2 separate regions of the Homo sapiens genome follow, and region 2 is linked to region 1. A link is a loop called in an ENCODE intact Hi-C map of the cell type or tissue named here. Cell type or tissue: A673. All regions are shown on one strand. Links, peaks and the distances in the headings refer to the core of each region. The heading gives the core; the rest is flanking DNA.

Region 1 (5,672 bases), core at 1,326-3,825:
GAAAAAAAACTAAGAGCACATGTGTGAACATGATTATAAAGCAGTGGACTCCCAAATTATGAGCCAGCTTTCAAAATGCACCCATTGTATGAAATCCAGTTTTGTCTTCTTACAGGTAACATGTACTGCTTGTATCATAATACATGTAATTGTAATAGTATAACCATAGATGTGTTTTTATTCAGTAAATCAGCTCTTATGTAGTATGGTGGGTAGACTCCAAGATGTCCCTCAGTTGTCTCTGCTTCCTCATATCCATCCCCTTTTAAAATTCCCTCACCTTAAGTATGGGCTAGACTTATTGACTTGCTTATAATGAATAGAATATGGGATTATATTCTATCCCATAGAAGTGATGGGATGCCACTTCTGGTATTAGGTTATAAAAATACTATGGCTTCCATCTCAGGGTGCTCTCTCTTGGACTCTTCATTCTTTGTAGGGTGTATTAATCTGCTTGGGCTGCCAAAACAAAATACCATAGACTGAGTGGCTTAAACAACAATGTATTTTCTCATAGTTCTGGAGGCTAGAAATGCCAGATCAAGGTGCAGGCCAGTTTGGTTCCTGGTGAGAGCACTCTTCTTGGCTTGTGGGTGGCCGCCATCTCTCTGTGTGTTCGCATGATCTCATGATCTCTTTTTTGTTTGCACACTGGGAGACTTGGAGTTGGGGGTGGTGGGAGAGAGAGAGAGAAAGGAGAGGAGAGTGCTGGCACTTTGGTGTCTTTTTTTATAAGGACATTAATCCTATCAGATCAGGGTCCCACCCGTATGATGTCATTTAACTGTAATTACTTCCTTAGAGGCCCCATCTCCAAATAAAGCCACACTGGGAGTTAGAGCTTCAGTATATGAATTTTGAGGGAACATAAATGTGCAGTCCATAGCATGGGAGGCAGCCCTGTGGAGAGGCCCACGTTAGTGAGCTTGGAAGTGGATTTTCTACGGCCTGCCACCAGCCATATGAGTGATCTTTGAAGTGGATTCTCCGTCAGTTGGGTCTTGAGATACCTACAACCCTGGCCAACATTTTGATTGCAACCTCATGAAAGACTTAATCAATACCACCTAGCTAAGCTGCTCTTGAATTGATCCTGGTTGATCACAGAAACTAGGAAATAATAAATGTTGTTTTCAGCTGCTAAGCATGGTATAATTTGTTATGCAACAATAGATAACTAAAACATTTAATATTTGACTCCTCAATTCCTTTATCAGAAACTTTAGAAGTAGGATATATCACTAAGAGAGTCTGATTATCAGCAAGAAATGGAAGAATAGGGCATGTGAAAAGAGACTAACAACCGTCCCTTTATTTATCATCTTCTTTCCAGAAATGATTCGTATAATCTGTGAATATCCTGATGGATGTAATGATTTTACCTAGCTCAGGGAATTATGCATTTTATGGGAGCTACCTATAGGACTTTTGATTCTGCACATGCATTCTGAATAGAATATATGGAAATTCCTTGTTACTACGGGATTTCATGGATGCAACTGTCATTGAGTAAAATGTTTAGAACTATCTGCACATGGTCGACAGGGATGGAAGTTTGATAGACAGCAGGAGGTGGAAGTTGGCAAATGAATCATTTACAATTACGGTCCTGCCCAGCAACCCTCAAATTTCCTGAGTGCCCATGGTAAGGATCCATTTGCCTCCAGCCTCTTAAGGCTGTGGAGTACCCCCGGTCCATTGGCATGCTGGAGTAGTTACATTCGTAGCCAATTAGCAGGGTGGCACACACTCCGCCAAGAAGCCCCAGTCTCTATAGACCCGGTATAGAGAGTGAAATTAGCTGAGACAAATACCTGTTAATCCCCCGTTCTTGGCCGGCATGGAGCGCCTACTGTGCAGTGCTAATAGTTCTGGGAAATCCCAATTCCCAGTGTCAAGAGTTGAACAGACTAAGTCTGTTAAATGAAGAAATTTACAGCGCATTAGCTTTGATCAAGAAATGCTAGGTGCAAGTCTCTTAAACAAATGAAGGCTACTTGGGAATACAGGTCACTCTTTCTGGGAAGCTGTTTTTGAAGGACTTGATCTTCCTTCTTTCCCATGCCAGAGCCAGGGATAGAAAAGTGGCAGTTTGAGTGGCTGGACCTGGGGGAAGTAGAAAATAGTCTTATTTAGACAGGAGGGGACAGCTGAGTGACTCTACCGGAGTTTTGTCCAAGGGAGCTTGGATATGGTTTTCAAAAATGGGAAATTTGTGATAAAAATCGCAGGAGACCTTACAGCTTCCAGCGAAGGCTGGTTTATACTTATATGTGTAAGTTGCGCCCTCTGCTGGCTGGATCAAGCCATGTTCCCGTCCTCCCCCTTTCCTGGGAAAAACGTTTTGTATTTTCCCATCTAAATTATGTTTTCAGTTGCATTCTATCAGCCCGTTGCTGTCTATGCAAAGAATGAGGCAAGCAGAATTTAAATCGTGGCTTGTACCATTATGCCTGTCACTCAAAGCTCTGCATAGCGGTTCTCAGAGAAGGGCGAAGGATGGTTCTCAGAGAAGGGCGAAGGATTCGGGAGTTCTTGGGGACATACTATAAATTTTCAGATTCTGATTCCTTGGCTAAGTTTGCAGACATCCAGGTTCGTTTTTTTTTGTGTGGCATATCTTTTAATGTGACCATTGTTCCGCTGTGGAAGGCAGAAAAATCTTTCCTTAGTACCAGGAAATGCTTTTAATTCAGACAAGCTTTTATTTCTTGGTTGCGTCAAGTCTAAGGGAGTTTGGCGATTGCCCTCAAGCTTGGGATAAAGGCAATGGAAAGAGGATGAATAGAATCACAGCGAGACAGGAGGAGGGTGGGCTGATGAGACCAGTGAAGGGAAGAACTGATGATCTTACGCTCGAGTGTCAGTAGCCTTGTGTCTAGGAGGAAAGATGATTTACATTTTGACATGTCAGTGAAAGGAAACCCAAAAGAAGTGGTGCAACTAACAATTTGTTAAGAGCTTCTCAGGGGTAAAGCACTATTCAATTTTTTTTCCAAAAAAGGAAGAAAGAAGTATCCATTCCAGGGAAGGCAGGGGAGAAAATACAGCCCTGTCCCCTGAGATGAGGTAAGCCTGCCATGAGGAGTGGAGGTGGTAGATGGTGCTGTAGAATTTCATTTCTGGAAAGGCATATTCAAAATGTAGCCTAGGATGTTTGTGAAAATGAACCTATATCATCTTAATCCCTCTAGACATTGACAGGCATCATTTAACTCTCTCCCTCTACCCGCTGCACAGGGGTTGGCATTGTTTGGCGTGGTTGGCAGCACTAAACCCTATGACAAAAAACACAGGTGCTTTTATAAACTGGGATTAAGTCATATTTAGCAGAGACGTACAGCTGAGCTGTTTGGATAACCCTCTCCCTCCTCCAGTCGGCTTTAGTTGATGAAAGCATTCCCTAATACCTGCAGTCACTGTATGCTCATTTTGTTGATCCCAATTCATAAAAATAAAATCTACAGCAAAGAAGTTTCTATTGATGTCAGGCCCTGGAAAACTCTCTTTCAGGCTGAGACCACGCATACGGGATGTTAAGCCCTTACAACAATGGATTCCAGCTACTCATGTTTACCAAGAGCTAGGGATCAGGACCTATGCTGGTATTCTATAATAAAATATTATAGTGATTACACGGGGACAGTCCACGGGCATGTTTAATCTGTAACGTGTATGCAATATAATATTGCTGAAACCTTTTAGGTGGCTCTAAGCCCTGAGTAATAAAAAAAAAATCAAGCATTTTGCTTGCCATTGTGATTTTATAATATTGTATTTTGGCAGTTTTTCTTACACATGCTATATATTTGGGTTAATGATGATATGATAATCTGATCTTTATAATTTGAGTTTTCTTTTGTATACCAAAGTGTTTATGAATAATTCACCATGGTAATGGTTCGAAGCATGTGTTGCAGCGTCAAACAGGCTTGGATTTGATTTTAATAAATGTGTGATCCGAGATAAGTTATTTTGTTTTTGGACTTTAGTTTCTTTGGTTATAAAATGGGGATAATTATAGTACCTACTCATGGAGGATTTAGTTAAATTATGCATAAAAAGTTTAGTCTAGTTCTTGGCCTATGTAACTTCTAAAAATGTTAGCCGTGTAACTGGTACATCAAATAGATAAGACTTGGGATGAGATCAGAAAGCATAATTTTTTTTGGTTGCCCATTGTCCCTTTACATTTTGTTTTGTGGAGAAAGTTCTGTAGCCACTGGATAAAAATTTGGTTAAGCCCCAAGATTCCCTGGCTACTCATAGGACAAAGACAGTTCTGAGATGACTTTAATTTGCAAATCCAGACTCAATTCAGTTAAAATTGTTGGGTCCCAGATATTCCAAATGTGAATTAGAGTTAAATGTCTCTGTTTTCCTGCTTCTCTTTCCCTAGCTTGCTGTCCAAGTTTCCTGACCACTTTGGACTTGGCGCAGGGGAAGAGAGGAAGGGAAAGACGAGCAAAAGCGTTCCTATTTGCTGACCCTGTTTCAGGGTGGCTTTGTGATCTCTGGTCAAATGTTTAAAGATGATTGTCTCACAGCATCATTTTTGTGGGTTATGCAGGGACCCTCGACTGGGCCCCCTTTTGATTTGGGCATTGCCCCCATCCTCTCTCCATCTTTGCTCTGATGACACACCCCACAGCTTCTTCATTCTGGAGGCTCCATCCACAGTCAGCAGGCTGCCTTCATAGGCGGGGTTGACATCTGATCCCTGGGATTTATACACCTTTGAACTGTTACTGGAGGGCAGTGTAGTTACTTGCTAGATGCAGCCCTTTAATCTAATGTCTCCATTTACATTGCCTTTCTAAAGTGTGAGTCAACCAGCGGTTCACTGTATGCCATTTGCTGTTGAACACGTATTAAGCTTTCCAAGCCATGCCTTGGAGCCCATCTCACCTGACTTAAGGATAGAAGGGAGTGCCCCCATCCCATCTCATCCCCTTGGAAAACACAATGGTGAGACTCAGAATTCAGTCCTTTCCAAAAGGTAAAAATTTATTCTTCTTATGAATTATCTTAATTTCCAACACTCTCCTTTTATATCCTTGGCATGGATGAAATATGTAACTGGTACTTATTCTCCTACTATGAAATTTCCTCATGGTAGTCTATTTTACAAGTCATTTTGGTATCTGATGTCCAAGTGTCTCATTCAAAACTCCCAATGAAACATCCTCTTATAGCTGTTATCTATGTGAAAGATGTTTGATTTGCTTTATGCTTTTCTCTCATCTAGTTCCCATTGTGACCAAGTGGTAAAAACATGAGCTCTTTCTGAGAAACTTAATCATCTAAGTAGTTTTCCGAAGTGCTATTTTTTGGCCAGTTATTTTGATATTAGCCACAGAGAAAATGAGGCCTAAGGAAAATGTATTGATTTGCTATATTTTTAAGGTGGATTTCAAGGAGTTTTTATAACATTTGAATGTTTCAGAAATATGGAAGTATGCAAAATTGTCTGAAAGGTTGTTCATTGCAGTGTTGTTTGTAATGATGAAAAATGAAGACAATGTAAATGTCTAAATCTAGGTTAGGGTATTGGCTAAATTGAACAATGGAATACTAAGCTATTATTAAAGTGATATTGTAGAGGAATGTTTAATGACCTGGAAAGATGTTCATAACCCACTGTACATAAAAAAATGAAAAACAAAAAA
Region 2 (5,672 bases), core at 1,107-3,606, 310 kb before region 1:
CTAATTACGAGTCTTTTGGAAGTATATATTACAGTTTGAGTATCCGTTATCTGAAATGCTTACGACCAGAAGTGTTTGGGATTTTTTCGGATTTTGTAATATTTGCATATAGATAATTAGCTATCTTAGAGATGAGACCCAAGCCTAAACATGAAGTTCATTTATGTTTTATATACATCTTATACACGTAGCCTGAAGGCAGTTTTATACAATATTTTAAAAAATTTTGTGCCTGAAACAAAGTTTTGACTGCAACTCATCACATGAGGTCAGGTGTGGAATTTTTCACTCGTGGTATCATGTTGGCACTCAAAACGTTTCAAATTTTGGAGGATTTCAGATTTTTGGATTAGGGATGTTCAACCTACACAAACATCTTTTCCTATTTGGCATGCTTTTTAAGAGTATAATTCACATAATTTACCATAAAATGCTAAAATCTTGAGTATTATACAATCAGTTATCTAGGCACAGACACAGAACATTTTCATCACTCCAGAATGTTCCCTCGTGCCTCTTCCCAGTCAGCACCTCTGTTATAGTAGCAATCGCTCATCTGAAATCTATCAGTATAAGTTAGTTTTGCCTATTCAAGATTTTCGTATAAATGGTTTCCTACAGTATATACTCTTTTTGTGTGCAACTTCTTTCACTTAGCATGGTATTTTTGAGATTCATCTGTCTTGTTGCATGTAGCAGTATTCACTCTTTCATTGCTGAGTAGTATTAGCTGAGTAGTATTATGGTAGATTATACCAGTTAATCCATTCACTTGTTGATGGACATCTAGAGTGTTTCCATTTTTGGCTATTATGAATAAAGCTGCTATGAGCATTCTGTGGATATAGCATTCACCATTTGAAAATTATTTTTTTCTTTAATCATACTAAATTTTCAGTTCGCATATTGTCCTCTAAGATGTCCAGATATATGAAAGCCTGGACTCATGCAAAAGATAAATGGTTTACTTCCTCTAAGAAATTTTTACAAAAAAATTTCACTCAATGGGATTCTGTTAATTAGCTTCCCTCATAGATTAAATGATCCATATTACAAACAACTGCTTGTAAATACCAGTTACTCCCTTTACTCATTTGGAATTTCATTTATGTGGATTTTCCCTCTTCCCCACTTGCATGAACATATGTAAGGGTTTTACTGTAGTTATTTGCTGTTGCACTAATAGAGACCTTGTCTTTTGAAGGAAGGAAAGTATTTGATTAAATGTATCAGCCTCTCTAATAACAATATGTCTCAAGTTATGAACAGTTTAAAAACTCCTTGGGAGTGGGGGCAGGTGAACATTCTAAAAACAGGCATAATTTACAATGGTTAGAAAGTGCAATGGTAGAAAAATAATTTTGTGCTAAATGTCACACTGGGGGTGTGTGTGATAAGGCTATGGTGACTTAAGTAAAGACAGTACTGCTAAACTCATACACCCTGATGCCTATGATGTTACTTTCTATAAATACTTCTTGAAACATGAGAGTTTTGATCCTGTTGCCAAAATAATGTGAGATCCTAGAAATTTTCTAATTATAAATGACAGTATTTTAATTTCATTCCACTGCCTCTTTTGTACCCTCAACCCCAGCACAAATGAGTCCATCACTACAAGCCACATAATTGAATTAAAGCATACATCATCTCAGCCTATTCTGGGGGGAAACCACGGCTGCTCTTCCTCCAGATAACTAGTTTTGCAAAGCCCAGGCAGGCTGCTTCTTCCTTCATTCTGTGCCTCACCAAAAGACTTAAGTCACCTGTCAAGAGCTAGCCTAAAAGAAATGGAAGTTACTTTTCTCAAATGGGGCATAAAGTTTGTTCCTTTAAGCCAGTTCAGAGAAAGCTTTCAGTAGAAGCAATAAGGAATTTGGGATTCAGTTTTGCATTTCTTGCTCAAAGACTAATGTACGCAGTGTAACATTAATTATACGGTGTAGATGCATGTAGGGCAAGTGCAGTAATAAAGATTTTGCTTTAATGTCATTTTTGACAGAAGTGTTTAATTTTGGAGTGACAACAATTAAAAATGGAATTATATGTAGCTGCTGTTTTGCACATTTTAAAATTCAGAATCTCTACCTGTAGGTGGCAGCACCAGATACTTGTTTCTTGTTTCACTCCAGACTTAATGAGTTTAGGGTATAAGCAGTAAAACTTTAAAGTCTACTGAAACTTCGAAATAAGCTGCTGTTACCAGTTTTGTGAGAATTTGGAAAAACTAATGTATGTGTTGACTAAGTTTGGGGCTTATTTAACCCTGGATTTTCACCTTTTCAAAAAAGATTCCAGCAGCAATGATCCTTACTTTTTTAACATGACATTGTATGTTTTCTTAAAATGATTTAATTTAGCCCTCTGTGGTTTGCCTGTTGAACTTATAACTGCTCTCCCAAGAAAATAACTTTTTAATGGCATTTTGGTATTTAAGTAACTTGTACAAGGATCATTATATACCTAATATTTTAAGCTCATTACAGTCTCTTCTCCCTTTATATTTTTACATTTTAGCATTGAACTATGACCAAGAGACTATTGAGATTGAAGCTCCTTCCCCTGGGGAAAAAAAAAATCACCTTGGGAATAAATCTGAAGTAATTAGCTGAGCCAGTTGACTTTGTTACTGCCATGGGAAGATTGAGTGATTTGTAGAAATGGATATTTAGGGTAGACATTTAGAGTAGACATTTCACAGGGCCTGGTATTTTTCGCAAGTTGCAGCCAGTCGTTTGGGTGTTTCTCCATGAGTAAGTAACAAGATGGCCCACACCCACTTTTAGCTTACTCTGCAGGCAGGCTGTCCCGGGTCAGTGCTTGCAGGTTCATGCACTCAGGTGCACCAAGTGAGCCATGGCTGGTGGGGAGGGGTAGAGAGTAGCTCCTCTTGGTTCCTTTTCGTAGCCTGGCCAATTTTGTATATGTGCAAACCAGCATTGTTTTGTTCCTTTATTTTTGGACTGTGAAAGAAACTTGCCTTTTAGAAAAATCTTGCTTATTTTCTTTTTCCTTATCTTTTGATTAGTGTTGGCCTGGGAAATTGATTAATAGTCATAGGGTCAGAGAAAAAGTGAAGCTGCTTTCTCATAATTGCAAATAAATCAAAACATTATGTGAATACTTGGATTCACAACTAGAGTTTGAATTAGCGACAGTTACCCCTCACTACAGAGATGAACTGGCCTCATTCAGCGGTGTGGTCTCTCTCAATTCCTCTGACCATCCTTAGCTTTAAATGTGAGAGTATATGTATTCCCACATAATTCTCTAATTTACTATTTCTCTTAGGGGTTAGGTAACTTGTAAAATAAGAATGTATAGTGTCTTGGTGACAAGTGGCCCATGTTAACATAATTTATGTCACTAATGAAGAACAGCTTTTCAAATTGTTCTGAATGTGTATTCTTTGTTTTTATCATATACTACCACTTTAGGAAATACTTTAATTCCTACAACGAGTAGCTATTAACTTCATATGCAGCATGAACATGTCTCATATAGTTTTCTAAATGCATAATCTTGAGCGAGTACAGTCTGGATTAAATGATGTTCATTCACTATTTTATTTTTTCATTGAAATGACATTTATTTAGTGCTTGCCACGCAGTAGGCAGCGTTGAACTCGGTTTGTTCTATATTATCCAATTTAAACTTCAAAAGTGTATGATCAGTGATGCTACCTCCGTTTCGCAGGTGAGAAAAGTGAGACTCTGTGTCTCAGTTGTCTTATTCTTTGTTTGGCCCCTTTCAACTGTGAAGAGTCAGCCTCCAGTATTTTATAATTACTAGATGTCGCTTGACAGCTGACCAAATAGGATTTAGGATTCTGTCACTGAATTCTGAATGCATCTGTTAGATTTATCTACCTATGTAGCTGTTGATAAATTTTAAACAATTTTTAGATATTTTTGGTATTTGTGAGCTTTTGGCTTAGTGACTGTTTTATATTACTTATTTACCTTTATACTAAAATAAGATAGTTTTCTCTTAGATTTCCAAAAGCTTTTCCTTAGATTTCCAAAAGATAGAAATATTGTCTCTTATAATCTTTTCTTGAAAGCATCCCTTAGCAATCCCTAAAATTCTAAGAAACAGTGTAGAATAATTATTTTTAAGTATAAATTCAAATAGTAAATTTTGGCACACATGTTTTGACCAAGGGTAAATTAAATTGGTTGGCCTAAAAATGTTTCTTTTCTTTAATTAGTTTGTGGAAACAAAATAGCATAAACATGCATTGATTGATTTCTTATGTTGTTTTGAATGAAATATGGAAGGTATATTTGGTTTCAGGATTCTCAGGGACATTTTGGCCTGTAGAATCTGTAGACCCATTGTTTTTGCACATATTTTAAATTTCTGAATTTCGAACATCAAGAAAACCATGTTGCATTTTGTCTCAGATGCTGCTACTGAATTTTAACCACTGAATTAGATTGCAACCTACATGCTGTTAACTACTGAGCCAAGATGAAATCGACTACTGCATTGAAATCAGGGTTAGCTGTGTCTGCACTTGAAGGAGTTGTAATGGCAGTGAACCTGTTTTCTTTAATGGGATTTTTATTCCCTGATTTTATTCTCAGTTTTAATTGTGACTTTGATTTTAAGAGAATTTCTTAGTACACATTTATTTGAGGTTTTCATTGTAACTTTAAGAGAATAATAAAAAACATCCTATCGAAGTAGGTGCTTCCAAACCCATATGTTCAGTGGCATATTTCTGTGTTGTGTTGTTGCAGTTACTTGTTTTATTTATAAAGTATCTCTTGTAAAAAGAGAAGTCATTTGTCCATGTGCTTTTGAGTTCAAATGGTTGTGTGTATGTGCATGAATTTAAAATAATTTTTTGTGGGAGTTTTCTTCTTTGGGGTATTTTTGGAATACTTTTCTGAATTTGTTTTTTTCTTTTACATTAATAGGACTTGACCCCACCCAATTTAGAGTTCATCATTATCATAAAGATGAAGAGAATGATGCTCTACTTGGTGGCCCAGCACAGCTCACTGATGAAGAGAAATACAGGGACTGTGAAAGATTCAAATGTCCATGCCCTACATGTGGAACTGAGAATATTTATGATAATGTCTTTGATGGTTCGGTTAGTTGTTTCTGTCTTTCATTTTGTGAGTGAACTTGTATAAAGGCCTTACCCCCTTCCCCCACTATGGGGTATATAAAAAGGGCGAAATAAACACACACATGTTGCTTTCATGTGTTTAAAGAATTTTAGCATCATGTGAAATCTACCTTCACAGCTTGCTTTTATTTCTGTTTGAAAACTCTTACTTGAATGTGCTTGAATATTGTTTTGGCTTCCTAGAGTGCTTGACCTTGGTTTTTAAGTGGAATCCCTTAAAAATTCTAAATTATCTTAAAGTATTTTTATTATAATTTCTTAATTAGTAACCTGTATTGTCCCACTGTCAACCCCCATCTATTAAGACTTAGACCAATATTTTTCCTTATCTTAAATCAAGTTACTGGGAACTAAGTGTTTTGGGAAAGTTTGTGTTTGTCTTTACACATCCCACTTACCTCCATTTTGCAAAGGTACTCTTATCTTTTCTGCTGTCTTTGCATATTAGACATTTAAAAAGTCACAGGGAGACATTCCTTTCAAGAAGTACTGCCAAAAAATGTATTATTGACCTTGGATCAGAGCTTGA

What was found. A loop is a pair of places that touch in the nucleus more often than their neighbours do. Peaks named below come from ENCODE experiments on the same cell type or tissue, not always from the same donor. Only the 100,000 strongest peaks of a DNase experiment are listed, where the experiment ranks them.
Region 2: a loop joins it to region 1, with 6 times the contacts of the local background. A loop is called at or near these places in 77 of 110 quality-filtered maps.

Annotation. Positions count from the first base shown.
Region 1 is chrX:25,141,941-25,147,612 of GRCh38, forward strand. No RefSeq gene overlaps it. Among named protein-coding and RNA genes, the nearest start is that of ARX, 130 kb to the left of the region's middle. In A673, for the core only: CTCF peaks have their summits at 2,311 (motif pointing left) and 2,510; DNase peaks (open chromatin) are centred at 1,801, 2,301 and 2,811; H3K4me3 peaks cover 1,367 bases; H3K27ac peaks cover 2,341 bases.
Region 2 is chrX:24,836,727-24,842,398 of GRCh38, forward strand. POLA1 (DNA polymerase alpha 1, catalytic subunit) reads left to right here. Exons shown (of 37, transcript NM_001330360.2): 33 at 4,926-5,104. Among named protein-coding and RNA genes, the nearest start is that of POLA1, 150 kb to the left of the region's middle. In A673, for the core only: a CTCF peak has its summit at 2,086 (motif pointing right); a DNase peak (open chromatin) is centred at 2,115; H3K27ac peaks cover 340 bases.